2 separate regions of the Homo sapiens genome follow, and region 2 is linked to region 1. A link is a loop called in an ENCODE intact Hi-C map of the cell type or tissue named here. Cell type or tissue: endothelial cell of umbilical vein. All regions are shown on one strand. Links, peaks and the distances in the headings refer to the core of each region. The heading gives the core; the rest is flanking DNA. Region 1 holds the start of UST-AS2 (UST antisense RNA 2). Region 2 holds the start of RAET1G (retinoic acid early transcript 1G).

Region 1 (12,209 bases), core at 1-8,000:
GAATCATGAGACAGAAAACTGTACAACCCCCAAGTCTGACCACACTGAGTAACTGGGGTAGACACAGAGGGGGGCATCTGGGGCTCTCCCGAGGCCAAGGTTGGGACCCAGAAGAGATGAATTTCCCTGGGTGCACAGGGTGGGAGGGAGGTGGGGCTGGAAGAACTTGATCTGGAGGGATGATCCCGAAGGCTCCCAGTGAAGAAGGCCAGGAAGAGCAGAGGATGGTGCCAGGAGGATGATGTCGGGGGACACAGGCAGCTCATGCCTGGATCAGGCAGTGACTGGTAACAGAAGGAGAGTCCATGCTGGTGGGCCCAGGGGAACATAGGTGGTCAAGCAGGGCAGTACTTGGTGTCTGGGGATGCAGTGTGCGACCTCCTGTATTCGGTGCGAGGCACATGGGGCCAGCAGGAGCTGGTGTGAGCCCGGGTCTGAAGGGTGGTGGGATCTTAGTGGGGAAGACTGGGAAGACAGCAGGGAGGAAGAACTCAGGCTGGAGGAGGATGGGGGCCTGGGAGGATCCCTGCCACACTGTTAGGAAGCCAGGGAGCTTGGGTGGTGGTAGGATGGGAAGAGGGCAGGGAAACGGGGGGAGGGTGACACAGGCCCTCCGGCAGCAGCGGCTTGGCCACTGGCGCTGAGATTGGTATGAGTGACTCAGTGCCAGGTTGCGCCACAGAAAGCTGAGGCTGCGGATCCTTCTCCTGCCTCTGGTAGGGCCGTCTTAAAGGCAGGGTGAGTGAGCCTGGCTCCAAGAGGCTGGGTCCGCAGGCAGGGGCTGACGTGGGCTGGCCCAAGCCCCAGCTCTCCTCACTCTGAGTGCTTCTATGCTTTCTCACCTCCACGCTTCCAATCATGTTATTTTCCTCTTATTAAAATGCCTCCTTCCACGTCCACTTGGCAAACTCCTACGCACCCTTTAAGGCCGGGCACAAATGTCTCCACAGGGTTATGCGCCCCAGCCCTGTTAGTGACGGCCTTCCAGCTAGACAAGATTTTCATCTTTATACTGCCCTTCCCCAGGAAAGGGACATCACAGACACTCAGCTATTTATTTGCTGGAGGTGTTTGTTGAATTTTTCTGGTAGTTTCAGATTACACCTATTTAAATATTAGTTTTCAGAGAAGAGAAATATTTTTGTAAAGTTATTCCTAGAACATCAATGTCTGTGAAGGAAGTTCTATTTTCCTGTTAATCTTTCATAATAAAATTGGAAATGCTTTCTCCTGGAGGAGAGATGATCCCAACGCAAGAACAAATCAGTAAGCAAGAGTAAAACATGTTTTCCAATAAAACAAAGAGTAATAGTTGAAATAGGCCAAACGCACATATATTATGCTGCAATTTAAGCTTTCATAAAGTAAATTAAACAAGCCTAGAGGCTGAATTCTTGTGAATTGGTGATGTTTCTGTAAACTGAATGATGTTATCAGCCTGTGGTTATACAGTTCCCCTCAGAAAAATGTTCACTAAAAAAAATCACAAGTGTTTAGAAGTTAAAGGGGTTTACATTATGTGTTCATTTTTAATGAACTATTTGCCCAGTAGCTACAGCTGAACCAGTTATATGCCTTCAGCTTAGACTTTTTTTTTTTTTTTTTTGAGATGAGTCTTGCTCTGTGGCCCAGGCTAGAGTGCAATGGCTCGATCTCAGCTCACTGCAACCTCCACCTTCCGGGTTCAGGCAATTCTCCTGCCTCAGCCTCCTGAGTAGCTGGGATTACAGGCATGTGTTGCCATGCCTGGCTAATTTTTGTATTTTTAGTAGAGATGGGGTTTCACCATGTTGGCCAGGCTGGTCTCGAACTCCTGACCTTGTGATCCACCTGCCTTGGCTTAACAAAATGTTGAGATTACAGGCATGAGCCAGCATGCCCAGCCCAGCTTAGATTTTTAGACACTATCTTAAAGACCTTGCACTGCTATTCCCTACGTCCCCGCAACCCCCACTGGAAAGACGTCAGGTGTTGTCAAACAGATCTATTCTCAAAATTATTTTTTTCTGTGTGTATTGCCTCGTACTGGCTTAAGATAACACACTGGCTTAAGATAACACATCTTGTGTGTGTGTTAAGGTAACACACACACAAGATCCAGTGCTGACATTATTAGGATCTGAGCCTGGGACATGGCTGCTGAAAAAAAAAATCTTTATAGAGAATATCGATGGTAAATGAACCAATAGCAAATTGAAGTCCTGTTTTCATCAATGATAATTGAGTTTTTAAAAACAATCATCTATGATGATTCCTAAACTCATGTTTCTTAGTGAACAGACAGATACGTTGGACAGAGATAAACTATATATTTAATTTTAATTTTTTTTTTTTGGTAGAAACAGGATCTTGCTGTTGCTCAGGCTGGTCTTGAATTCCTAGGCTCAAGTGATCCTCCTGCCTTGGCCTCCCAAGGTGCTGGGGTTACAGGTATAAGCCACAGTGCCCAGCCTAGATTTTATTTTTAAGCTCTTGCCTTTAATGGCAATACATACTATGAATGCTTAGTACTCACTAACTTCTGAATTAATGATTAAATATAAAGAAGAGTTTTAGAGGAATCACAGATTTATGTTTTGTGATGGGCCTGGGGACAGAAGCGTGAATGTCAGTGCTGTCCCTTAGGACTTGGCGAGACTGTGAGCAAGTTGTTCAGCCTCTTTGAGCCTTGGTTTCCTTGTTTAGAAAATGAGAAAAAAAAATTGTCTTCCTCAACTTCAGGGGATTTGTGTAAGAATCAAATGAGATCATCTATATGAAAGTGTTTTATAACTGCATATTGTTATACAAGTAATTATGACTTAGAAACTTACTGATTTTGTGATCTTAAGATGATTGCATCATGTATGAGTGCTATATAATAAGGAGTCTAGTTGTTTGAACATGGGTAGGTGCACACACCACACACACACACACACACACACACACACACACACACACACACAAGATCCAGTGCTGACATTATTAGGATCTGAGCCTGGGACATGGCTGGTGAAAAAAAAATCTTTATAGAGAATATCGATGGTAAATGAACCAATAGCAAATTGGAGTCCTGTTTTCATCAATGAAAACTGAGTTTTTAAAAACAACTTAATTGCCTTCTAAAAATAGCTAATCTGAATTCCTCCTAACCATCATTGTATACTTGGGAGTTTCCAGAATATTTTTGAGTTTTGCTGCAGCACAGAAGCAATAGAAGTGGAAAATAAAAATGGAAATTAAAAATGAAAGAGAGAATTTGTTTAATTCAGGCTTTCTAAAATGTTAGTTTTTAAAACTAAAGCCAGAGTTAGTGGTGTATCTATATAATATATACATTATATATTATATATACATTATATATATAATATATAATGTATATATAATATAATATAATATAATGTATACAATATAATGTATATATTTTATATATAATATATAACATACAATATATACATTATATATTACATATAATTTATATATAATATATAACGTACAATATATACATTATATATTACATATACTTTATATATAATTTAGATATACATGTATATACTTTTAACTCACATAAACTTATTTGATTGCAAAACTCCACCCTCTTCCCCTAGTCTCCACTGGCTTTCATAAAGTGCAGTTTGAACTACTGCAATCAATTGGACTTGGAATCCTTTTCATATCCAAAAATCTCATTTTTAGGCCTCAAATTGGACATAATTGTACATCTGTGTTCAAGCGTTATGTAAACTCCCGTCTGCAGAGCAAAGTCTATTAGGGAACCTAGTGCACTTTCTTGAGAAAATGGAGAGACATCGCCACCTGCTGGACAAAGGTTATTAATTCATTAATTTAGTGTTCTGAAGTACGTAATTCTGCACATGGAAAACAGTTTTTCAAGAGCTGAATCTTAGGAATCTTACTTAAAAAAACTCTATTATCATTCTATGTCTATTAAATAACATGGAATATAACAGTCAGCAAAATTCAATATTCAGCATAAGTTAAGGGTAGTTGGCCCCAATAACGTCTCAACAGTGGGTTTCATTTAGTGAAAAGTCTTAGCTCCCTAATATTTCTGGTAAGAGTTCAGGCATAAAAACCTCATTAACTTGGATTATGTGTGTCTTCCAGCCCCTTAGCATGTCACTGTAGTAATATTTCCACTTAACTTATTCCTTGCAATTGTTTCTGGAACAGGCTATTGACTGGAATATAATTGTTCGTTCCTCTCTGCCCAAGTCAGTAATACAGAAATATTGTTTCTTAAAGGCATGAGATTTCCTTGTAATGTATCAGCTGTAACTGGTGAAACAGGTCAAGGATAATCATTTCCTTCATTTGTTCCTTCCAATTTTTTCCTCTTTCTTTCACCTAGAAGTTACAAAGAGAACCTCCAGTCCAGTTTCTCTCAGGGACAGCCCTGTCTCTCCTGTGATGGGCTTGGTGGGCAGGCTAATTACTGAACACTCACCATATAGTAAGGCTGGGCTAAGGACTCTACATGGATTGATCATGCAAGACTCACAAGAACCTATGAAGTACATAAGATTATTTATGCATCTTATCCAGATGGGGAAACTGAGGCTTAGAGGGGCTATACCTTGCCTCTGGTTATGCAGTTAAGTGGAGGAGGGGGTCTAGCATGCGGGCTATCTATCTCAGAGCCTGTGCTCTAATCATTATGACATACTAGGCCGGGCGCGGTGGATCACGCCAGTAATCCCAGCACTTTCGGAGGCCGAGGCAGGTGGCTCACCTGAGGTCAGGAGTTCAAGACCAGCCTGATGAACATGGTGAAATCCCGTCTCTACCAAAAATACAAAAATTAGCTGGGCATGGTAGTGGGAGCCTGTAATCCCAGCTGCTTGGGAAGCTGAGGCAGGAGAATGGCCTGAACCCAGGAGGCAGAGGTTGCAGTGAGCCGAGATCGTGCCATTGCATTCCAGCCTGGACAACAAAAGTGAAACTCTGTCTCAAAAAAAAAAAAAAAAAGATGGGGGGATAACTCAGTGGTAGAGCATTTGACTGCATTATGACATACTGTCTTCTCCACAGGTGTGTGTGTGTGTGTTATGAAGAGAGAGGGATGGAAATTGTGACCAGAGAGTTGGAGTTGGGACCCCTGTCTTGATCACTTGAGCATCAGCAGCTCCAGGGAAGAACACATTCTGAAGGAGGAACTCTCCAGCTAGGATTTCATCCTGTCCTAGAGGACACGAAGAGGTGGAGACCACCCCCACAACTAAACTTGAGGATTACTAAGGCAATGGGGACTGCCTAGGAATATTTTTGAGGGGGTAAAAGCACCCCATAATTGTGCTAAGTAACAAAAGACAGAACAAGCAGCCTTAAAACATTCTACATGATACACTGGTATTAGAATAATAAGATCTTAAAGACCATCCACTTGAAAACTGGATTTGCCCCTGGTCATATGGGCAGACCCATGGCAGACAAAGAACTAGAAGTTCCTCCTAACTCCCAACTCAATGTCCTTTCCTTAAAGAATAACTGTTCTTTATTATAAATAGGCCAAGCTTTTATTATTTAGTATAGAACTCAGGCTGATATTTTTATTGATGGATTAAAATTTGAATTATTTCTGTAGCATAGTATTTAAAAGTTTTCTTCTACATATTTGTTATCATTTTCTAGCAAATATCCTCAAAATTGAAAACTGCAACGTCAATGAAATCAGTGAGCACACTACCATCCTTCTAATGGGAGGTCTAATTTATCATTCATGCATAGTAAAAAAAAAAAGCATAATATTTAAATGTGTACTCTGTGATTGTTTATAAAACTATTTAAGTATAAATATTCCAAACAAAGCACTTAGCTTATAAATGAACTTAAATCCTCAAAGTTAGGATTTAAGTCACTCGTTTGGAATTTGTTACATATTTTTCCTTTGTAATAGTTGGTGACCATATTCTTAAGGCAGCCCACAAAAGTCTAGTAAATTCCCTACTGTGGCTCCAGTGTTTACATTTGTAATGGAAACGTGTTGAAAATGAATACTAATGTAGTGCTAGTCATGGAAAGTATTTAAAACACAAAGTAAAAGGATTGGACACATGAGTTTTCAAGTCGCTAGGAAGGGAGAAGGTAATGGGTTAATATTAGGTCATAGAGTTCTATGTCTGGATGCTAGGTGGCGCTATTGAACCAGAACAGCTCGGTTATTTGCCAAGTCAAGGGTTTATAGAGGGATGCTCATATGACTGTTCCTATTACACATATTCACATGTTCCTTGTCTTTCATGTGCTTATTTATTTTGGCCCTTACCACCACTGAGATTTTAGCTCCTAAAAATTATGACTAGAAAAATACTGATGGCTCACAGCATGTCTTTAAGAGTTAAGGAGAAAAAGTGTTCAGAAATACATTAATATTCACTGCTCAGAAATATGTGAGTCTTGCCCCTTACTTACACATTTTTGTGGATGACTATGGATCATTCTCTCAACTTCTCTGGGCTGGCTTCAGTTTCTCATTTTTACTTTTATTTTATTTTTGAAACAAGGTCTTGCTCTGTCACCTAGGCTAGAGTGCAATGGGTGCGATCATCATAGCTCACTGCAGCCTCGACCTCCCCAAGGCTCAGGTGATCCTCCCACTTCAGCCTGCCCAGTAGCTGGGACCACAGGCACATGCCATCAGGCCTGTTTTTTTTTTTTTTTTTTTTAGATGGAGTCTCACACTGTCACCTAGGCTGGAGTGCAGTGGTGCAATCTCTGCTCACTGCAACCTCTGCCTCCCAGGTTCAAGCAATTCTCCTGTCTCAGCCTCCAGAGTAGCTGGGATTACAGGCACCTGCCACCATGCCCAGTTGATTTTTTGTATTTTTAGTAGAGATGGGGTTTCACTATGTTGGCCAGGCTGGTCTTGAACTCCTGACCTCGTGATCCACCCACCTTGGCCTCCCAAAGTGCTGGGATTACAGGTGTGAGCCACCACGCCTGGACTTTTTTTTTTGTATTTTTAGTAGAGACGAGCTTTTGCTATGTTGCTCAGGCTAGTCTCAAACTCCTAGCCTCAAGTGATCTGTCTGCCTTGGCTTCCCAAAATGGTAGGATTACAGGTGCAAGTCACTATACCTGGCCTCAGTTTCTCATTTTTAAAAGGTGATAAGTAATAAACAAACATAATAAGGATTAATCAATAAAAAATAATTATGTATAAGATGACATATGTGATCATATGTAATAATTATGTATATGTTCAACCAGTGAGGTTGCTTCTACCGAGTAAACCTGCTGGGGCCTTGGTGCTCCCTAATTCAAACTCATGGTCAGGATTGAGCAGTGTTTTCTGAATGCCCACTCCACAGTACTTGTCCTAATATCAGCAGCTGCGCACCGGCTGGAAGAAATACCAAGCATATTCTCTTGGTTATCCATCTTGCTAAAACTCTAATTTTTATTTCATCTCAAGTACTTACTATCCTAAGCTTCTGAGATACTCTATTCTGTCTCCATAAAATGCAAATATTAACATAAAATGACTGTTTAAAAAAAGTTCTAAAGGCTAAGTTTCTCCAATATTTTTGGTAGGAGACAAATTTACTTGATGTCAGCATATATTTCTACAAGAAAGGAACAGAAGAAAAGACAGTTACGCTGTTATTGAGAAAGGTTATTAACCTGTCTAAATGGTGAGTTATTGGGACAGGTAGTATTGATTTGAAAGAATCAATGAATATCATTTCAATCTGAAATAAGTGACAACCCATATGACTAACAGACATTACGATTTTTACTAGCTCTCCAAAGAGTCATTGCTATTAGTGTTTTTTCTTCTGTAATGAGACTGGTATACATATTTTTAGTATTGCTAGAGAGGAGTTACCAGAAGTCAGCAAACTCCTATTTTTTTTTTTGTTTTTGTTTTTCAATAACAGGACAAACACCAAAGAAAAATGGCCAGTGGTGTTTTTGCATCTTAATTCAGCTCTTCAGATGGTTAGTTAATCTACAATGAGTTAAGGGTCACTAGATCCCTTAAATCAGTATCTTAGATTTTAGCTTTTCTTCTCTCTGTTCTCTAATCTACTCAGTTATCAAACTCTTCAATAAAGGGAAAGAGTAATGATTTTAGTATGCCCTAAGACATGAACTTAGACTAAAAATACAAAGATGAGATGGTGAAGTAACTAGAAACTTGCAGCTATTCTTTCTTTAACCTACTTGACACCAACTCAGTTGTGGTGATGAGAAAACAATATGGGTGCTAAGTCTTCCCTGAGGCTAAAATATATTGAGAAACTGGCCAGGAGTGTGTGTTGATCTCTTGTCCTCTGCCTCAGGGGACACGGAAACTTGTTGGGATAGAGGAACTGTGGACTAGCTTGGTCTTCAATGTTACCATAGAAACATATCACAAGAAGATGCCCAAGAGAACACAAAACACAGTAGAAGTTACTGAAGCAACAACTCAAAGGTTCATTTTATTGGGCATATAATGTGTGGCAGCTGAGAGAGTTATGCTAGGGTGATATTTAAAGTATTTGACAACCAGCTCCACTCAAGAACTGAACTCAGAACAGTCACTGAGTGTGACACTGGCCCGGGGTCCTGAAGATCCCTCTTGTGCCATGAATTAGTCCTTCCGTTACATCACTGTTGGAAAAGGCGGGGGTAACAAGGACGGGCAGCCAGGCTGGCAGGTGCACCCTGAAGGCCGTATAGAAGTGTTTCACTGTTTTAACCGCTAGTCCAGCTGGACCACGTGGACTGGCCAAGTGGCCTGGCTTATGGAAACCTTTCATCCCACTACACAGGAAAACCAGATGTCCTTTATTCTCTTTGAGATATTTACTATGCCAAACTCTGAGGGAAAAATAATCTTTAATTTATAGGTGGAAAGATCATGGCTGAAGGTAAAAGAGTTAATAGTAACTTGGTTTTCAGAAATCTTTTCTCCTTGAATTAACGAACTTTCAGATCACGGAATAAAGGCCCATAATTTCTGAGAAGACACATATTTAAATGGAGAAAATAGGAAGTCAATATGATATACCACGACAAGAGCCACTAAGTGGGTCCTCTGGGCTAAGCTTTTTATAGGTGGTTTATCTGTATTCAAAAGCATGAAGATAAAAATACCCTCATCTAGGTTCTCAGGTCCACAACCCCTGTGCTGGGTTTTGCATCCTGTGAATGGTGTGTGTTCCAGACCTCAGGATGGATGGTGATGTAACTGGAAGAGGACTCTCACGTTGGCTCCTCCTCCCAAATGCTGGGACAAGAGAGTGCTCATTAAAATAAACAATATTAATAAAATAAAAACACATACATTTATTTCGTACACTGGCTCTGAGGGTCAGAAATTCAGGGGTAGCTTAGTTGGGTGGTCCTGGCTTGGGATCTCTCATGAGACAGCCATTAACATGTTGGTTGGGGCTGCAGTTATCTGAAGGCTTGACTGGGGTCATAGTAGCTGCTCCCAAGATGGCTCACACACGTGGCTCTTGGTCTGAGGTCTCAGTTCCTCACTATGTGAACCTCTCTTCATCCATAGCAGCTGATCTCTCTCAGAGCAAATGACTGAGCAGACAGTAACAAAGTTGGAAGCCATAATATCTTTTATGGAGAGTGTTCATCTTATGTGTCACCAGGATTTAGTTTGCCCTTTATCTCAGACTGTGTATTAGACACACACACACCACACACCACACCACACCACACACACACACACACACACACACACACACACACACACACACACACACCATAGAACAAGATAAAGCCAAAAGGAGAAAATGATTAACATAAACCTTTCTTCTTCAAAGGAGTCTAATTTAGGATAAGACCTCTCCTTGCACAAAGAACGGAGTTTATGTTGTCTTCTAGAAATAAAAATCAGTCACATCAAACTCTTTACATTAAAATTCTATAAACTCTTTAAATGGCTTGTTGTTGAAAAGACAAAGGAAATCCTAGTTTCACAACCCCACTCAGGTAAATGGGATTTGAACTCTAATGAGAGCTGGGAGGCTAAGGCAGCCTCCACCAACTATCCACCTTCCTTCAGCAAGTCCCTGATGGTGGTAGGGCCACCTTGACCTTGTGCAACGGGATCCAGGGCTCTCTGGGCAAAGACCAGTTTCCCTGGGCCTTGGGACCTACCAGTGATGCAGGTGGGGTTCGGGAACCCTGTGGAATGTGAGGCAGCAGACTGCATTTGGGGAGCTTTCATCTGCTGCTTCCTTCTTTCTTTCTTTCTTTTTTTTGAGATGAAGTTTCGCTCTTGTCGCCTAGGCTGGAGTGCAGTGGCGCGATCTTGGCTCACTGCAACCTCCACCTCCCAGGTTCAAGCGATTCTCCTGCCTCAGCCTCCCGAGTAGCTGGAATTACAGGCTCCCACCAACACACCTGGCTAATTGTTGTATTTTTAGTAGAGACAGGGTTTCTCCGTGTTGGCCAGGCTGGTCTCGAACTCCTGACGTCAGGTGATCCACCTGCCTCGGCCTCCCAAAATGCTGGGATTATAGGCATGAGCCACCGCACCGGGCCTATCTGCTGCTTATTTCTACAGGGCAGAATGCCTTCTTCCATCTCAGGACAACAAAACAGAACAATAAACAGATCACTGAATGTGTATTCAAGGCTTGTTGTCACAGCAGTAGATTAAGGAGAATAGGAAAAAACAAACAACGTTGTTTGTCTTTCTCTTTGGATAAAATGACAATGAAAAAATAAATGATGGATTTCTGAAAGTAATTATACTTACGATGATACCACAGGCAGCCCTTGTAATTGCTTTGCCACATTCTATTTCTTGCTGCTATTTGGGGACCACTCGGTTTGTTAGGATAAAATCATAATTGTATTTTCAATTTGCTGCTCTATCTATTCCACTGTCAGGATTTGATACACTAGAGTGCTTTTATCAAATGGAAGTTGGGCCAGAGAGAATTCATCACAAGGATGGCTCTTTCATACTCACGCATGTTTCCATCAATGGAGTCCAGGTGCACACACACGGATTCATTTGTACCCACCCCAACAACATGCTCAAGACAAGGCTGATGGAAAATGTTGCCAGTTTCAGTTTCCAGCAACATGCTCAAGACAAGGCTGATGGAGAATGTTGCCAATTTCAGTTTCCATAGGGAGAAATGGAGCCATTAAGCCTTTGGAACATGGTGCTTTTATGTCTGAACATGAAGCTCAAGATTTTGGCATCTGCAGCTCCTGGTTCTAACTTTCCTTTGCAAGCCCAGGGAACTAACTGCCCTTTGTCATCAGAAGAGATCATTTCACTCCTTTATTTCCTGAGGCCTTTTCAAGGTGAGTAGCCCTGGACACAGACCTCTCATGGAGAAGAGCTTGCTTACAAATGAAGTTACCTGGGTCTTTGTAGATACTGAGCACGCCCTTGAAGTAATGAGGTAAAAATCTTTCCAGTAACAGCAGCACATCTTCCAACTCTTCAAGAATCCCCACGAGCAGGAAGTTTTCATTCACGTTCAGCTTTGCTCTCTCAAGGGCCCATTCACCAGGCTCCCTTTATGGATATAAAAATTTATTTAAAATCAGACATTCATATTTGAAATGCAGCAAGATGCTGAGAGTTTACCCCCTCTACCTCCCACCTTCACTTGCATAAGTCCAAATCCTGTTTCCCTCAAGGACCAGCCCAGATGTAGCCCCATCCAGGGCCTTCCCAGTCCTTCCAACTGGTGTCCTGCCCTGCTCACCATTCCTTCTCTGTCACTTTCATCCATGCTTCATGCCAAGCCCAGGGCCTTGAATTCAGAGGCCCTGCCTAAGTATTGTGGACGAATGAATGCAGGCACAAGCAGTTAGGTTCTAACAAATACTAATCAAGGGGTGAGTAGAATGGTTTTTTAATAGGAGGACCAAACTGAACCAATTAAATGAATTTAGGAGTTTTGAAATATGAAACTTACCGACATAGTATTTATGTAGAACTCAAAAGAGCTGTCAGGTCATGCCTATTAATCATCTTATTCTTTGGAAGAGTTAAAGAGGAATCTTTGGATTTTTGTTTTGTTTTATTTTGTTTGTCTAGATTGCAGAAGGAAAACAGCCTAATTTGTAAAAATCAGAGAGCTGATTTGTAGGCCAGCTCTCTGAACTGACACTAAGGCGAGTGAGAAAAGCCCGGGAGTGGGGCTCCAGGCCTGGCTGTCATTTATCATTTGGGGGAATTGGGCAAGCCAGGGTTCTCTTTTGAAAAATGGTAAAAATCACCCTTACCTAGT
Region 2 (16,702 bases), core at 4,695-12,694, 900 kb before region 1:
CCTGTGGGTTTTCGCGGTAGTAAAAGAGAAACCTCTCCCCTGGGGCAGAACTGCTGGGCCACCAGAGAGCACCCCTCTGCTCTTTGCCCTCAGGGCATCTTGATCTGCAGGGTGAGAGGAACTGCCCCAATCCCCTGAAATAAACTCTTTATTGATCTCTCATCCACCATGATGTCACAATTGTCTCATCCACCATGATGTCACAATTGTCTCATCCGCCATGATGTCACAAACTCACTGTGAGCAAACCCTCTGGGCTTATTGAAATATTTGAAAGATTAGTGGTGCCATCTGCTGGACACCGCAGGAAGTACTGATCCAAAGTATTTTATAGTTTCAACATCAGACTATGCACCATTGCTTTAGATGACATTGTAGTTTTACAATCTGTGATTTCAACAGTTGCTGTGATAAAAAACCAAGAATCCCTGCAAAAATAGGTATGAAATAGGAAATCAGGGTGGCTGTGTCCAATCTGCTTCCAAAGTTTGAGAAGTTGTTCAGTGCCCAGTAGGTACACATGTCCATTAGTAAACATTTGTGCTTATTTAAGAAAGAAATAAACATACTACTTTTTCAATTTATGTGAAATATTTTCTTAAATGGCAATAAAATTGCTAGGTCATAAATATTTATTGTTTGCTCCTGACTACTTAACGAATACATTCTTGGGTACTCTTTTTTTATAGGGTTGTCTTGAAAATGTTACAAAGGCACCTTCTGGATTTTCCCTGGACCACTCCAGTACATTTCATGGGCTCTGCCTCCTGCAGGAAGGCATGAAGCCAGGACACACATGTTACTTTTTTGGGAGTCCTTCCTGTTTAGCCTGTTGAGGACCTGGAGACTCCCTTCCCACTCTTCCTCTCCATTACCTTGCTCCCCACCACCTGAATCATCTGTCACTTTCCTACACCTGATGCAATGCACCTGCTCATTACGTTCACCTGCTGTCCCCACTGGAGCACGGATTTTGTCTGTTTTCCTCAGAGAAGTATCCACAGCACAGCTCACTGTTGGTTCTGAGGCTGTACTTACCCTGTGAGTGAATAAATGAGAGGCAGTGAGTGGGGCAGCGGCCTCTTTCCTGTCCATTTGTTCACTACACTTTAGATGGTAACTTAGGATGTGGTGTAGACCAGTGTTTCCTGGGCACAATAAATCAGAATATATTGTGAAGACAAGAAGTAGAAAGAAATGTTAGGTGGAAGAATATGAATTTTCAAGTAGGAGTTGGGCAGAGTGAGAAACCAATCAGGAAAGGGGTAAGTTTGGTTTGCTTGTAGATAACATGTGGAGAAATGCAGCCATCTGCAATGGAGACTGGGCGCTGTTAGATTCGTTTGCGCCAAGACCACCTCCACTACCTGCCCTTGTCCTACTCTCTCCCGAGGCTGAATGCAGCTCCTGTGCCTTCAGTGCCAAGGAAGCCATAGTTTCAGGTCAGAGGAAGGGCTGGGGCGGACCCTGGAAAAGGAGAGGGTGGGTACAGAAGGGGACAGCTGGGAGCAATGAGTTCCTGAGGATAAACAAAAAAGGTCACTTGAAAATGGAACAAAAAAGGAATAAAGAACAAGGTGGAAATCATCTGAAATTCCATTATGCACAGTTTAATGTTAGGGTTTTAGTAGAATCATCTTCAATTTTTATAAAATTATGATCATACACCTTATAATTATTTTAAATGACTAGAGTTTATTTTTCTAGGGCAGGGTTAGAGTTTATAGTGCAGAGTTCTCTCTTGCCTGTGTCAGTTAAACCCACTTTTTTTTGCCTCGTGTCAATTTGTTTATTCATTTTTATTTTTAAATTTTACTTTAAGTTATTGGATACATGTGCAGAATGCGCAGGTTTGTTACATAGGTATACATCTGCCATGGTGGTTTACTGCACCTATCAATCCATCACCTAGGTTTTAAGCCCCACATGCATTAGGTATTTGTCCTAATGCTCTCTCTCCCCTTGCCCCCAACCCCCTGACAGGCCCCGGTGTGTGATGTTCTCCTCCCTGTGTCCATGTGTTCTCATTGGTCAACTCCCGCTTATGAGTGAGAACATTCGGTTTTCTGTTCCTGTGTTAGTTTGCTGAGAATGATGGTTTCCAGCTTCATTCATGTCCCTGCAAAGGACATGAACTCATTCTTTTTTTTTTTTTTTTTTTTTTTTTTGAGATGGAGTCTCACCACTCTGTCACCCAGGCTGGAATGCAGTGGCGCAATCTCGGCTCACTGCAAGTTCTGCCTCCTAGGTTCACGCCATTCTCCTGCCTCAGCCTCCCGAGTAACTGGGACTATAGGTGCCTGCCACCAAACCCGTCTATTTTTTGTATTTTTAGTAGAGACGGGGTTTTGCCGTGTTATCCAGGATTGTCTTGATCTCCTGACCTCGTGATCTGCCCGCCTTGGCCTCCCAAAGTGCTGGTAGTACAGGCGTGAGCCACCGCGCCCGGCCTGAATTCATTCTTTTTTATGGCTGCATACTATTGCCTGGTATATATGTGCCACGTTTTCTTTATCTGGTCTATTATTGATAGCCATTCAGGTTGGTTCCAAGTCTTTGCTATTGTAAATAGTGCTGCAATAAACATACCTGTGTATGTGTTTTTATAGTAGAATGATTTATGATCCTTTGGGTATACACCCAGTAATGGGATTGCTGTGTCAAACGGTATTACTCGTTCTAGATTCTTGACGAATCACCACACTGTCTTCCACAATGGTTGAACTAATTTACACTCCCACCAACAGTGTAGAAGAGCTCTTATTTCTCCACATCCTCGCCATCATATTTATTCATTTTTATTTTCAACTTTTATTATAAAGAGTACACGTGCAGGTTTGTTACATGGGTCAATTGTGGGAGGCTGCGGCTTGGGGTCCCAATAATCCCAGACAGTAAGCATCATACCCAGTGGGTGGTTCTTCAGCCCACGTGCCCCTCCCCACTCCCCTGTCTAGTGATCTCCAGTGTCTGTGGTTCCCATCTTTACATTCATGTGTATTTAATGTTTAGCTCCCACTTATAAACGGGAACCTGCGGTGTGCAGTTGCCTGTTCTTGTGTTAGGTCACCTAGGATAATGGCCTCCAATTCCAACCATGTTGCTGAAAAGAACTTGACTTTGTTGTGTTTCATGGCTGCATGGATTTCCATGGTCCATATGTACCAGGTTTTCTTCATTCAGTCCACTGCTCCTGGGCACTTAGATTGATTCTGTGTCCTTGCTAGTGAGAATAGCACTGCAATGAACATACGGGCCTATTGGACTGAATAAATTATTCTCCTTTAAGTATATCCCCAGCAGTGGAATTGCTGGGTCAAATGGTAGTTCTATTTTTGGTTCTTTGAGAAATCTCCAAACTGCTTTCCATAGTGGCTGAACTAGTACTACTTTGCCTTTTCAGCAAAAGTGTCTAAGTGTTCCCTTTTCTTCTCAGCCTCACCAATATCTGTGGTTTTTTTGAAATTTTAAGGATAGCCATTTTGATGGGTATGGGATGGTACCTCACTGTGGTTTTGATCTGCATTTCTCTGATGATTGCTCATATTGAGCATTATTTCATGTTTCTTGGCCACTTGTAGGTCTTCTTTTGAAAAGTGTCTGTTCACGTTCTTTGCTTATTTTTTAACTGGGTTTTTTGTTCTTGCTTGTTTAATTGTTTAATTTCCTTGTAGATTGTGCATATTCGACGCTTGTCAGATGCATAGTTTGCAGACATTTCTCCCATTTTATAGACTGTTGACTGTGTTCCTAGTTTCTTTTGCTGTGCAGAAGCTCTTCAGTTTAATGAAGTCCCATTTGGCAATTTTCAGTTTTGGTTGCAATTGCTTTGGCTGTCTTCATCATGAAATCTTCGCCAGGCCCTACGTCCAGAGTGGTATTTCCTAGGTTATTTTCCAGAATTTTTATAGTTTTAGGACTTACATTTAAATCTTTAATCCATATCAAGTTATTTTACATATATGGTGAAATGTAGAGGTTCAGTTTCATTCTTCTGCACATGGATATCCCAGTACCATTTGTTGAATGGGGAGTCTTTCCCCATTGCTTATTTTTGTTGATTTTGTTGAAGGTTAGATGGCTGTAGGTGTGAAGGTTTCTTTCTGAGTTCTCTATTCTGTTCCACTGATCTAAGTGTCTATTTTTGTACCAGTACCATTCTGTTTTGATCACTGTAGCCTTATATTATAGTTTGAAGTCGGGCAATGTGATGTCTCTGGCTTTGTTCTTTTTGCTTATGATTGTTTTGGCTATTTGGGCTCTTTTTAAATTCCCAATAATTTTTAGGTTAGATTTTTCTGTGAAAAATGACATTGGTATTTTGATAGGGATAGCGTTGGATCTATAAATTGCTTTTGGAAGTATTGCCATTTTGCCTATATCGATTCTCCCAACCCATGAGCATGAAATATTTTTTCCACTTATTTGTGTTGTCTCTGATTTTTTTTCAGCCACGTTTTGTAGTTTTCTTGGAAAGATCTTTCATCTCTTTGGTTAGATTAACTATTAGGCATTTACTTTTCTTTGTTGGTTTTGTAAATGCGATTGTGTTCTTGCTTTCATTCTCAGCTAGAATATTATTGGTGTATAAGAATGCTCTTGATTGTGTACATTGATTTTGTATCCTGAAACTTTACTGAATTGATATGTCAGTTCCAGGAGCCTTCCGACAGGGTCTTTAGGGTTTACTATGTATGGAATCACATCACTGGCAAAGAGACATGTTTGACTTTTTCTTTTCCTATTTGAACGCCTTTTCTTTCCTTCACTTGCCAATGGCTCTGGTTAGGATTTTTCTGTCCTGAGTACACTCTGGTCTCAATCAAATGGGCTGAAGACAGCAATTTCCTGTCCTGTGATCAACAAGTTTATTAAAAGATTCTATGCTGATGGAGCTCTATACCTGTTGTAAGCCAAAATTTCTCCTCTTTGGAAAAACTCTGTGGGCACCCAGGTGACTACACATATTTCCAAATTCTGCCCAGCCTGGAGGTCTCCAACCACGGTACCGCCACCTTCAGGCCTCTGGGGGCTACAGCATCCACTGCAGCTCCCCTTCTGCACCTGGGGTTTTCTTCTGAGCCCATTCACTCCCACAACTCTCATTCATTCAGCCGTTCCCTCAGCCTCCAACCACCACTTAAATTATGTCAGGCTCACCTAGTGCTACACAGAAGAATCATCCTCTGTGGGTCTGAAAAAGACTCTGGATTCCTGGTAAGTGGGTCCTGGGTCCCCCTGGTTGCTGGAGAAAGTGGTGAGGACCCTTCATGGATGGAGAGGTGAGTGAGGTTTGTGTGGGTAAAAGTGCCAGGCTGAGATGGGGAACTAAAGGATGTGACTTGGGTGGTGGCAGTGAATGGTGAGGAGAGGGGTGAAAAATGTCTGGTGAGCCCCTGGGTGCAGGTGAGTGTCTGCAGCAAAGTGCAGGGGAAAGATCAAGGGCAGAGAACCCTGGGGGTGCTGGAGGGCTTGTGTGGTAGAGAGTGTGTGGGAGCAGACTGTGTGGTTGTTGGCGGAAAGTTGACAAGCAACTTCAGCAAAGTCTCAGGATACAAAATAAACATGCAAAAATCACAAGCATTCCTTTACACCAATAATAGACAAACAGAGAGCCAAATCATGAGTGAACTCCCATTCACAATTGCTACAAACAGAATAAAATACCTAGGAATCCAACTTACAAGGGATGTGAAGGACCTCTTCAAGGAGAACTATGAACCACTGCTCAACTAAATAAAAGAGGACACAAACAAATGGAAGAACATTCCATACTCATAGATAGGAAATTGTGAAAATGGCCATACTCCCCAAGGTAATTTATAGATTCAATGCTATCCCCATCAAGCTACCACTGACTTTCTTCACAGAATTGGAAAAACTACTTTAAACTTCATATGGAACCAAAAGAAAGCCTGCAGAGCCAAGACAATCCTAAGCCAAAAGAACAAAGCTGGAGGCATCACTCTACCTGACTTCAAACTATACTACAAGGCTACAGTAACCAAACAGCATGGTACTGGTACCAAAACAGATATATAGACCAATGGAACAGAACAGGGGCCTCAGAAATAACACTACACAACTACAACCATCTGGTCTTTGATCTGACAAAAACAAGCAATGGGGAAAGGATTCCCTATTTAATAAATGGTGCTGAGAAAACTGGCTGGTCATAGGTAGAAAGCTGAAACTGGATCCCTTCCTTATACCTTATACAAAAATTAACTCAAGATGGATTAAAGACTTAAATGTTAGACCTAACACCATAAAAACCCTAGAAGAAAACCTAGGCAATACCATTCAGGACATAGGCATGGGCAAAGACTTCATGACTAAAACACTAAAAGCAATGGCAGTAAAAGGCAAAGTACACAAATGGGATCTGATTAAACTGAAGAGCTTCTGCACAGCAAAAGAAACTATCATCAGAGTGAACAGGCAACCTACAGAATAGGAGAAAATCTTTGCAATCTACCCATCTGACAAAGGGCTAACATCCAGAATCTACAGAGAACTTAAACAAATTTACAAGAAAAAAAAAACAACCCCATCAAAAAGTGGGCAAAGGATATGAACAGACACTTCTCAAAAGAAGACATTTATGCCGCCAACAGACATACGAAAAAATGGTCATCATCACTGGCCATCAGAGAAATGCATATGAAAACCGCAATGAGATACCATCTCACACCAGTTAGAATGGTAATCATTAAAAAGTCAGGAAACAACAGATGCTGGAGAGGATGTGGAGAAAGAGGAACGCTTTCACACTGTTGGTGGGAGTGTAAATTAGTTAAACCATTGTGGAAGACAGTGTGGTGATTCCTCAAGGATCTAGAATTAGAAATACCATTTGACCCAGCAATCCCATTACTGGGTATATACCCAAAGGATTATAAATCATGCTACTGTAAAGACACATGCACATATATGTTTATTGTGGCACTATTCACAATAGCAAAGAGTTGTCCATCAATGATAGACTGGATTAAGAAAATGTGGCACATATACAACACAGACTACTATGCAGCCATAAAAAAGGATGAGTTCATGTCCTTTGCAGGGACATGGATTAAGCTGGAAACGATCATTCTAAGCAAACTATCACAAGGACAGAAAACCAAACACCACATGTTCTCACTCATAGGTGGGAGTTGAACAATGAGAACACATGGACACAGGGCGGGGAACATCACACACTGGGCCCTATTGGGAGGTGAGGGGCTGGGGGAGGGATAGCATTAGGAGAAATACCTAATGTAAATGACGAGTTGATGGGTGCAGCAACCGAACATGGCACAAGTATACCTACGTAACAAACCTGCACGTTGTGCACATGTACCCTAGAACTTAAAGTATAATTTTTAAAAATTATTTAAAAATTAAAAAATAAATAAATAAATAAATTTTAAAAAATAAAATAAAAATCATATATCAGGTAAGGGACTGGTATTCTGAATATATAATATTGCAACAAAATATAATTGCAATTATATATTATATATAATATATAATGTTGCAACTCAACATTATAAAGTGAAATAACCCAATTTAAATATATGCAAGGAATTTGAATAGACATTTCTCCAAAGTAAGACAGGTATACTACACGGTGGTCTCAAAAGAATAGAAAATTTTGGGCAGCAGTTTCAGGTGACTAGCAAAAGGAATCTGTTGAAATATGTGCAGAGGCTCTGGGCTGATAAGATGCTGAAAAACAGCATGTGGACCAAGCTGGCTAAGAATGACTGGACCCAACAAGGCCCTGCATTTGACCTAGGTTTCACCTAGGACCTCATTACATGCTGATTAACATACTAAACACACACCAGCCAGCTCCTGAGCAGTTCTGAGAACACTTATATTTAGTGTAAAAATGCGGGGCACCACAGTTCTGAGAAATCTCTACCTTCTTCCAGGAATTTTCATGAATATTCCACTCCTTGGTTAAAGAAACCCAGAAAGGTGGCAGCCCCAAACTTGCACCTGCTTCTCTCTCGAGTTCCCCTGCACTCCCTTTACTTGACTGTGTACTTTGCCTTTTACAATAAATCTCCGTCCTTTCTCTATTTCCTACTGGTCCTTGAATTAATTTCCCCGGCAATATCAAGAATCTGGACACTGGCTGGAGTCGAGGTCCCACCGGCGTTTGGGGACCTCCCCTTGCCCGCTGGCATCAGAAGAAGAATGCAAATCGCAGTGAGCCCAGGAAAAGGTGTTCAGTGTTCACAGCCCTCAGGGAAATGCCAATCGCACCCACAAGGGGACGCCTCACCCCGCTGAAATGGCTGATCCCAAACACAGTGAGGGTGGAGGGGGTGGGGCCTGTGTTCCTTACTGGGCAGAGAGCAGGAGACGGAGAGTCGGTGGAGTGTGGGGGCTGTGCGCGTGTCCCCCTCTCCCCATTTTCGTGGTGGGGGTTTCTCATTGTTCTCCGGCCCTGTTTCCTTCCTCTCCCTTTCTGCCGCCCTCCCTCCAATCCTTCTTTTCCACCCATCCCAAGGTTTTCTCCGCCTCACGACGTCCATGCTAGGGCCTCCCAGACCAGCGGAGAAACCAGCAGCCCTGGACCGCAAGCGGCGGGGTCAGGGAGGCGACAACGGGAAGCCCCTGCCGGACCCTGGACACTCAGGACCTAGTGCTGCCCGGGCGCCCTCCCGCAGCAGCCCCAGGGCGAGGAGGATGGGGGGGGTCCTCGCAGGGGCCACACTGTCGGAGCCCCACGGATCCGGGCGGGACGGTGAGGCCTCCACACTGAGCCGGTGGCAAAGTCCCCGCGAGGATGAAGGAGGAACCCCGTGCTCCTCACCCCACCAGGCCCCGCATTTCCTGGCTCCTCCTGTCTCAGGAACCGCCTGTCCCTTGCCGCGACCGGCGAGTCCTTCCGGGTCTTCCTGAAACAGTTTCGTCCCGAGGCTCTGGATCTGGAAGCCCAGGGGCATCGTCCGGGAGCGGGGCACCCACTGTGGGTCTCCGCCAGCCAGCACTCAGGCCCGGAGCTCGGGGACAGCGGGCGCCCTGGGAGGAGCACACAGAACCATATCAAGGCTTAGGTCCTGTCGAGCTCTAGAGGGTTTAGCAAATTCAGGTCTGTTTCAGACTGTGTCTCTGGTCATAAGGAACCCCCACGGTGCGTGGTGTGCAGACAGCAGGAGCTCAGGCATGTGCGGTCCTCACATTTGAGTGGGGCAGCAGATTGGTGGCTCCAGATGCTGTGTGTCAAGGAGAAGGAGATTCCATCCACTGGAGAAGAGCAGAGGAACTGGGTGTAACCCCAGGAAGGAGAGGCTGCCAAGGACTGTGTCGACCCAGAGGACAATGCTGGAGTTAATTCCCAGGGAAGGTGCCTGGGTCACAGCCTTTAAGGCAGACGCTGACTGAAAAGACTGTATACAAGTAGGAGGTCAGGTCTCTGGGAACCCTCAGAATACGGCTCAGTCCTGGGGCAATGCCCCTGCCATCCGGCCTCCTGCACACTCCAGATTCTGGCCCTGCCTGGAGCAGAGCTGACTCGGAGACAGGGGTACTGAGCTGCTCCTGGAGTTCCAAGGTCACTGCTGAGCTGGACCAGGAGTGGATGGGGCGGGGCAGGGACAGTCTCATTCAGAGCTTTGGGTACAGCCCTAGGGTGAGAAGAGGCTGAGAGAGAAGGGGAAAAGAGGATATTGCCTGAGTGGCTGGGGGCAGAATGGGACCCAGGGGCTCTGTCCAGTCCTCACCCTAAGCTAAGCCCTTCACAGCTGCCAGGAACCACTGGGACCCTCACCTGTCTCTGGCTTCTGCCACCACTTCCAGATGCCCTCATGATAATTAAGACAAGGATACAATTGGGGTTTCCTTTTGAGGATGGCCGCAGGGACCGTCCAGGGACTGAGCAGAGGTGTGGGTGCAGCCATGGATCCAGGCATCAATGGTTGGCCACAGATGGGTGTACTGCAAAGTGAGCTCCACGCACGCACAGACCCCTCCCTTGCCTCCTGCTCCCATGGGAAACACAATTGATCACATTCCAATTGAGCAACAGTAGGCCACTAGGGCTTTTTTCCCTCAAAAGCTGTACACAGATCTAGTATAGTCTCAAAGACCTCATGCTTCTAGTAGAGAAGCAAAGAAATGTGTGAGCATTTGTCACACAGGGAGATCCGGATACGCTCCATCACTGTGGATCCAGGCCTCAGGGAGCAGGAGGGTGTTCCTTCATGTGGGAAGATGAGGGACACACATGGGAGGGGGTATTTGTGCGCGGCTTGGAAGGATGGCTGGTCCTTGCCCAGGGGGAACAGGCCCAAAGCAAGCGCTGGCAGTTAGTAGCTATGGGGAGCTTTCATTTGAACCTGCTCTGCTGAGTCCCCTGGGCCATCCCCACACCTGGTGGGGCACTGTTCTAAGGGGAGCTCAGGGTCAATCTCTCTGATGTGCTTTCTAAATCAGCAAGGTGCCTCACAGGTTGTGATTTTAGAGACAAGGTTTTCAATGCTTTGCATTAAAATGCAAAGATTTTAATGAGCAGAGTCTTTTTGCCAATCCGAATTGGGCAGATCCCAGCAAGACACATATTTTTAAGATAATTTTTAAAGCTGTTTAATTTTGGTAAAAAAGTAGAACATAAAATTTACTATCTTAACCAATTGTTTAGTGTACAATATCTTCTTTGAAGCTTCTGAAGACCTGGTGCTTCTGTAATAAAATCTAGCCCCGGGCCAGGCGTGGTGGCTCACCCTTGTGATCTCAGCACTTTGAGAGGCCGTGTCGGGCCGATCACTTGAGCCCAGGAGTCCAAAGCCAGCCTGGGCAACATGGTGAAACCCCGTCCCCACTGAAATACAAAACTTAACCGGGCTTGGTGGCGCGCACCTGTGGTCCCAGCTACTTGGGAGGCTGAAGCAGGAGAATCGTTTGAATTCGCGAGGCAGAGGTTGCAGCGAACCCAGATCGCGCCGCTGCACTCCAGCCTGGGCGGCAGAGCGAGACTCTGTCACGAAGAAAAAAAAGAAAAGAAAGAAAAACCAACCAACCAAACAAACAAACCTAGCCCAGGCTATAACCACGTCCACTCGGGATTTGGGATGAGGCCGCGGGGATGGGACTGGGCTTGGATCTGCGCACAGGACGGTGGGTTGGGAGCACTCTGCAACGCAGGGAGAGGGAAGGCGGGTGTCGCAGGTACAGGCGAGGACAGGGAGACCCTGTCGCGGCTGAACACTTCTGTGCATTTTCTTCACCTTTCTGTGCATCGGTATCCACATTGGATTAATACAAAATGAAAAAATTGCGGTGATGATTACATGAGGGGGTCATGGAAAGAAGCCTTTGGCAGGACTGGTCCCGGGCAGGCAGCCAGCAAAGTCTGACTGGCTGAAGCAGGGGGAAGTGCGCGAGCGCTGCAGTAGAAAGTGGGGTAGACTTGGATGAGCAACTTGGCTGAGAGACACCTGATTGGCTAGCGGCTCAGCAAAGGGGGTGTGTTTCCTCCGAGGGGCGGGGCAGAAGGAGTGCTAGAGTTTAGGGCTTACTGGAGTTTAGGGCTGCATTCAGACGGGCTGCATTCAGACAGCCTGCGAGCCGCCAGGTGATCCACGGGCTGGGCTTCGCTTCTGCTGTCCCCTGCGATCCAACTCCCCAATGGCAGCGGCCGCCAGCCCCGCGTTCCTTCTACGCCTCCCGCTTCTGCTCCTGCTGTCCAGCTGGTGCAGGACCGGGCTGGCCGGTGAGTTCGGGGATGGAGCCTAAGCGGGGCGGAGGCCAACCGTGGGGGGCTGTGGACTGTGGGCTTCAGAGGAGGGGAGGCTTCTGGAAGGACCCGTGCGATCACCCCGGACTGCGCCCCCGCTCAGTTTCCCTCCGCGTCTCCTTCCCGCCGGGTCCGTTCCCAGAGGCTACTTATCCTCCGAGGGGAGGAGCTGGTCAGAGAGGAGGCTGGAAAGGAACCCCCGGAGAGTGGAGGGGCCAGAGGGCTGCAGAGGGCGACGTGGAGCGGGGATCCCTAGTGCAGCCCGGCAGTCCCACCCGCCCTCGGGAAGGAGAAACCAGAGCCCCCAGAATCCGAGCTGGGGTCAGGACAGGGGTGAAGTGGGGTTGCACAGGGACACAATCACAGACACTCCCACCAGCCACCAGCCTGCTCTGTTCTCACCCGCTCTCAACCACACAAACCTTCCAGCACCCCCAGGGCTGCGTGCCCTTGAATTTTTCCCTGCACTTTCCTGTAGACACTCACCTGCACCCAGCGGCTCAGCAGACACTTCCCACCCTCCCCTCACCATCCACTGCCACCACCCAGGTAACATCCTCTTACTCCCCACCTCAGCCCAGCTGGTCACCCCAGAGGTCTCCCCATCCATGAAGGGGCCCTCGCGACCTCTTACACCACGTGACACCTTCTGCCTCTTGCCTGAGGACACACCCCAGCAAACACACCCCAAGCTCCCCACAGAACCTGTGCAGGGGGGATGGGAAGCACCATTTCCTCCAGGATGACCCTGGGAACTCTGGTGAGTAGAGGCACCCACTTCTGCCCTTGGGGCCCAGACCTGCCTGTTCTTCCTACTGGGGCGCCAGCATCATAGAGAATAGTCAGTGTGTAGACAGGGGTCAGCAAACCCTTTCTAGAAAGGGAGGAAGGATGCCCTGTGATCTTTGCAGGCCTTGGGTTCTCCGTCTCAGTGTCCAGTCCTGTCCCTTTGCAGAGCAACAGCAGGCAATGGCAACCTTCAAATAGGGGGGACCAGATTTGGACCCTGTCCTAGGTTGCTGACCCTAGATGAGGGGATTACAGTGTACCAGCAAATAGTACCCCATCCCCTATGGTGTCATCTCCAAGTGGTGTCTCAGGTGTCAGTTGGAGAGTAGAAGGTGGTCCTACCTTGCCTGTGGCTTCTGGGTGGTGTGGATGTGATGGGAGTGGGGGTCCCATGGTTCAGGGTCTACTCTCCCCTCCTTTGCTGCTGAGTGGCATCTATGGTCCACGGGGGCCATCAGTGACCTTCCCTGAAACCTGAGGTGTAAGCTGAGGGTAAGGGGGTGCAGCCACGTGGTGTCCTGGGAATCGGGGCCAACTGCTTGTGCAGCTTCCCGGTTCCCTGTGGCCCTACTTCTGCCCATCCCAGGAGAACCACCTGTGTCTTCTCACTGCCAGACCTCTCTTCCTAATGACCTAGAGGGTGAGGAGCCCACCCGTAATGGGCAGCTCTGAGGCTGGATGGTCACGGCCCTTCCATGGCTAAAGGCCCCATCTCTGCCAAGGCCCAGTACTCTACAGGAGACACTTTTTAATGTTGAGATTTCCTTGCTGTGAGTGGCGTTGCCTTGCCTCTGAACATTCACATGGAATCTATGTTGTGATTCTCCAATTAGACATTGGAACCACATGCACCTCTAGGATCTTAGGGGGTCTTGGGTCATTGGGCACTTAAGGCAGGTCCAGCCTCGCTCATTCATGGATTGCCTGTGGCTGCCTTTGCGCTTCAACAGCAGAGCTGAGTAGTTACAATGGAGAATATATTCCCTGCACACCTTTACATGTTTACAAAATTGCCCTTCATAGCAAACTCTAGTGGCCATAAATACGTTTGGAGAAGCCCACAAAGAATCATTGCACTTGTTGCGGGGTTAAAGGGTCCTTCCTCACTGGAAACTGGTGTCTTCTTCTAGTCATGGGTTCACGGTCTGAGAAGTGGCTTTATTCTGCAAATTAGGCAAAGCAGCCTTGTTCTTGAAGGACTGGCTACTTTCAGCCTCCTGGTCATCCATCATTTGTTTTATCTCTGTTTCTTGTAATTATTTAAATCCAGCACTATTCAGGTTGGGTTTCCATCTCTTCTGGATCTTGGACCCCTTTGTTCTATGAGCCATGGGCATAGCTTTGTATGACTGAGGTCTCCAGCTGGCATTGTGACTTCTCTAATCATTTCCATCATTGCACCCTCCTTGTTCCTGACAGTTGACAACCTCCACCTGGAATCTGTTATTTCGGGATTTTTCATCCCATTACTACTGGGAGCCCATTTCAGGAAGAGCATCTCCTACCCCCAACCCTGGCCTTCAGCAATAGGCATCCCTGAGCTTCATCCCATTCTGGTGCCTTCTCATGGGGCCTTCTTTATATGCCAGGTAAACAGGAGTCCTCCAGGCTTCCCATGAGCACAGCAGATGGACATTGTTCTGGATTTTCACACTCAGACCCCTCCAGCCTGGGCACTTCTCTGAGCCTGTGATCCCTCCGTCTACTGCCTGCCTTAGATTTTCAGATTTTTCTATTTCTTGCTGTGTGGACCATCCCTTTGTCCAAGGTTTCAGGAAGGCATCCTCATAGTAGATGAGCACCACCACCAGGGGCTTTGCCAACGTGTTAAATCCTGTGACCATGATAATTAACTCTTCTTTATCCAACTGGGTTCCATCCTCACTCCGTCCCACCATGCACCAGTATCCTCAGGTGCAGCTCCCACACCCTGTCCCACCTCCCACAGTCCACGTGGGCTACTGCTGAAGATCCTCTGTCATCCAGGCCCTTCCTCCTCTAGCACTCCTGGCACCTCTCTAGCAAGGTCCTGTGTTGACCGATGTGGACAGAGGGGCAGTGGGACATGTCTGGGGACATGTGGTTTCTCAGCAGGCAGGGACCTCCTCCTCCTCTTTGCCCTCATGGAAGTGGGGAGCACTCGCCTTAATCTTGTGGACACCACAGTTCTGGAGGAGGCACTCCTTGCTGGGCCAGCCCAGCCCTCCAGAGGCTTCCTCTTATTGTCACAGTGTGGAGGAGGGGTATCTAGGGGTCTTTTCCTCCCCACCCACCCCTCACCTGCCTTTCTCCACAGACCCTCACTCTCTTTGCTATGACATCACCGTCATCCCTAAGTTCAGACCTGGACCACGGTGGTGTGCGGTTCAAGGCCAGGTGGATGAAAAGACTTTTCTTCACTATGACTGTGGCAGCAAGACAGTCACACCCGTCAGTCCCCTGGGGAAGAAACTAAATGTCACAACGGCCTGGAAAGCACAGAACCCAGTACTGAGAGAGGTGGTGGACATACTTACAGAGCAACTGCTTGACATTCAGCTGGAGAATTACATACCCAAGGGTAAGTTTCAGATGGCCCAGGACAGCAGGGAGCAGATACAGTGGTAGGTTAGAGGCATTTATAGTTTTCATGTAAAAATACAAATAGGAAGGTCATCTCACCCCGCAAGACGTCTAGAGGCAAGGCCAGGATGTGGCAGAGCAAGTAAGACCAGGAAATTGCAAGTGGAAGAGGATGGGGGCTCAATATCTGTCAAGGCCAGAGCTGATCTCTCTTTGATGGGGGCAGAACCCCTCACCCTGCAGGCCAGGATGTCTTGTGAGCAGAAAGCCGAAGGACACGGCAGTGGATCTTGGCAGCTCAGTTTCGATGGACAGATCTTCCTCCTCTTTGACTCAGAAAACAGAATGTGGACAACGGTTCATCCTGGAGCCAGAAAGATGAAAGAAAAGTGGGAGAATGACAAGGATATGACCATGTCCTTCCATTACATCTCAATGGGAGACTGCACAGGATGGCTTGAGGACTTCTTGATGGGCATGGACAGCACCCTGGAGCCAAGTGCAGGAGGTAACAGGAGAAAAAGAAATGGGGATCTCCAATGAGATCAGAAATGGGGATCTCAAGAAACTAATTCTTGAGTTCAGCTTCAATCATCCCAGTGTACACGTTTATGTTAAAATGACCTCCTCGTGGGGTGCTCCTCCTGGGGGTGCTGGCGTGCCTGTGCTCTCCCACCCTCCTCTTCCTTCTCCCTCCTGACTCCTCTTCCTCACTGCACTTGCTTCTGTTCCCCACACTGTGGATTTCTCACCAGCCTCGAAACTGCAGGTGTCACTATTTTCAGGCCTTTCTCCTTAGTGTTCCCTCTTGAGAATCACTTTTCCTTTCCTCCTCTGGTCTGTTTCTGGAAATCCATCAAAACCTCCTCCAAGGCCAGCCTCGTGACCCTCCCCTCCCGCACCCTGGAGCATCACCTCCTCTTCCGCCACAGCAGGAGGGTGGGCTTTGCTGTCACCTTGCTTCCCTCAGCAGCTCTGTGAGCTCCCTGAGGCCAAGGGACACCCCCTCTCCCTTCCTACCCCAGGAACTCTCCCAGGGGCTGCCCCATAGCAGAGGGGACAAAACCTCTGCCTTCCAGGATGACCTGGGTCAGCAGGAGCTGAGGAGGCATCTCCTCAGATTTGGGGCCTGGACAAGGGTTGTCACTCTTGTGCTTCCATTTCAGCACCACCCACCATGTCCTCAGGCACAGCCCAACCCAGGGCCACGGCCACCACCCTCATCCTTTGCTGCCTCCTCATCATGTGTCTCCTCATATGCTCCAGGCACAGTCTGACCCAAAGCCATGGCCACCACCCTCAGTCCCTGCAGCCTCCTCCTCATCCTCCCCTGCTTCATCCTACCTGGCTGCTGAGGAGAGTCCTTTGGAGTGACAGGTATGGGGGCAGAATTGGGAGTGGAGCAAAGGGCAGGTGGGTGAGGAGGGAGGACAGGGATGGAGAATTCCCAGAGTCCCACTCCCTATGGCTGGGACCTTCTCATCCTAACATGAGACAGGTGAATGAGACCTTGTGTTGCTTGTTGGAAATGACCTGGGCAGCTCTGCCCTGAGTTCTGATGGATTCTCACCATCAAAGGCCAGAGGGAAAGGCGCAGTGGTGCCATACCAAGGCTCA

What was found. A loop is a pair of places that touch in the nucleus more often than their neighbours do. Peaks named below come from ENCODE experiments on the same cell type or tissue, not always from the same donor. Only the 100,000 strongest peaks of a DNase experiment are listed, where the experiment ranks them.
Region 2: it touches region 1 in a loop (5-fold over the local background); 4 of 110 quality-filtered maps call a loop at or near these places.

What each region holds. Positions count from the first base shown.
Region 1 is chr6:149,020,603-149,032,811 of GRCh38, reverse strand. It overlaps UST (uronyl 2-sulfotransferase), which reads right to left. Exons shown (of 8, transcript NM_005715.3): 7 at 11,331-11,488. It overlaps UST-AS2 (UST antisense RNA 2), which reads left to right and starts at 151. Exons shown (of 2, transcript NR_134599.1): 1 at 151-287; 2 at 5,032-5,583. In endothelial cell of umbilical vein, for the core only: CTCF peaks have their summits at 3,782 (motif pointing left) and 6,104; a DNase peak (open chromatin) is centred at 3,771.
Region 2 is chr6:149,917,934-149,934,635 of GRCh38, reverse strand. It overlaps RAET1G (retinoic acid early transcript 1G), which reads left to right and starts at 11,515. Exons shown (of 5, transcript NM_001001788.4): 1 at 11,515-11,710; 2 at 14,820-15,083; 3 at 15,312-15,593; 4 at 16,252-16,462. The coding sequence starts at 11,626. RAET1E-AS1 (RAET1E antisense RNA 1) reads right to left here. Exons shown (of 2, transcript NR_045126.1): 2 at 15,128-15,449. LOC105378052 (a long non-coding RNA gene) reads right to left here and starts at 123. Exons shown (of 2, transcript NR_134598.1): 1 at 1-123. RefSeq lists a silencer at 8,239-8,318 and enhancers at 8,249-8,783, 8,784-9,319. In endothelial cell of umbilical vein, for the core only: CTCF peaks have their summits at 5,006 (motif pointing left) and 8,244 (motif pointing right); DNase peaks (open chromatin) are centred at 8,265 and 11,415; H3K4me3 peaks cover 2,036 bases; H3K27me3 peaks cover 1,107 bases.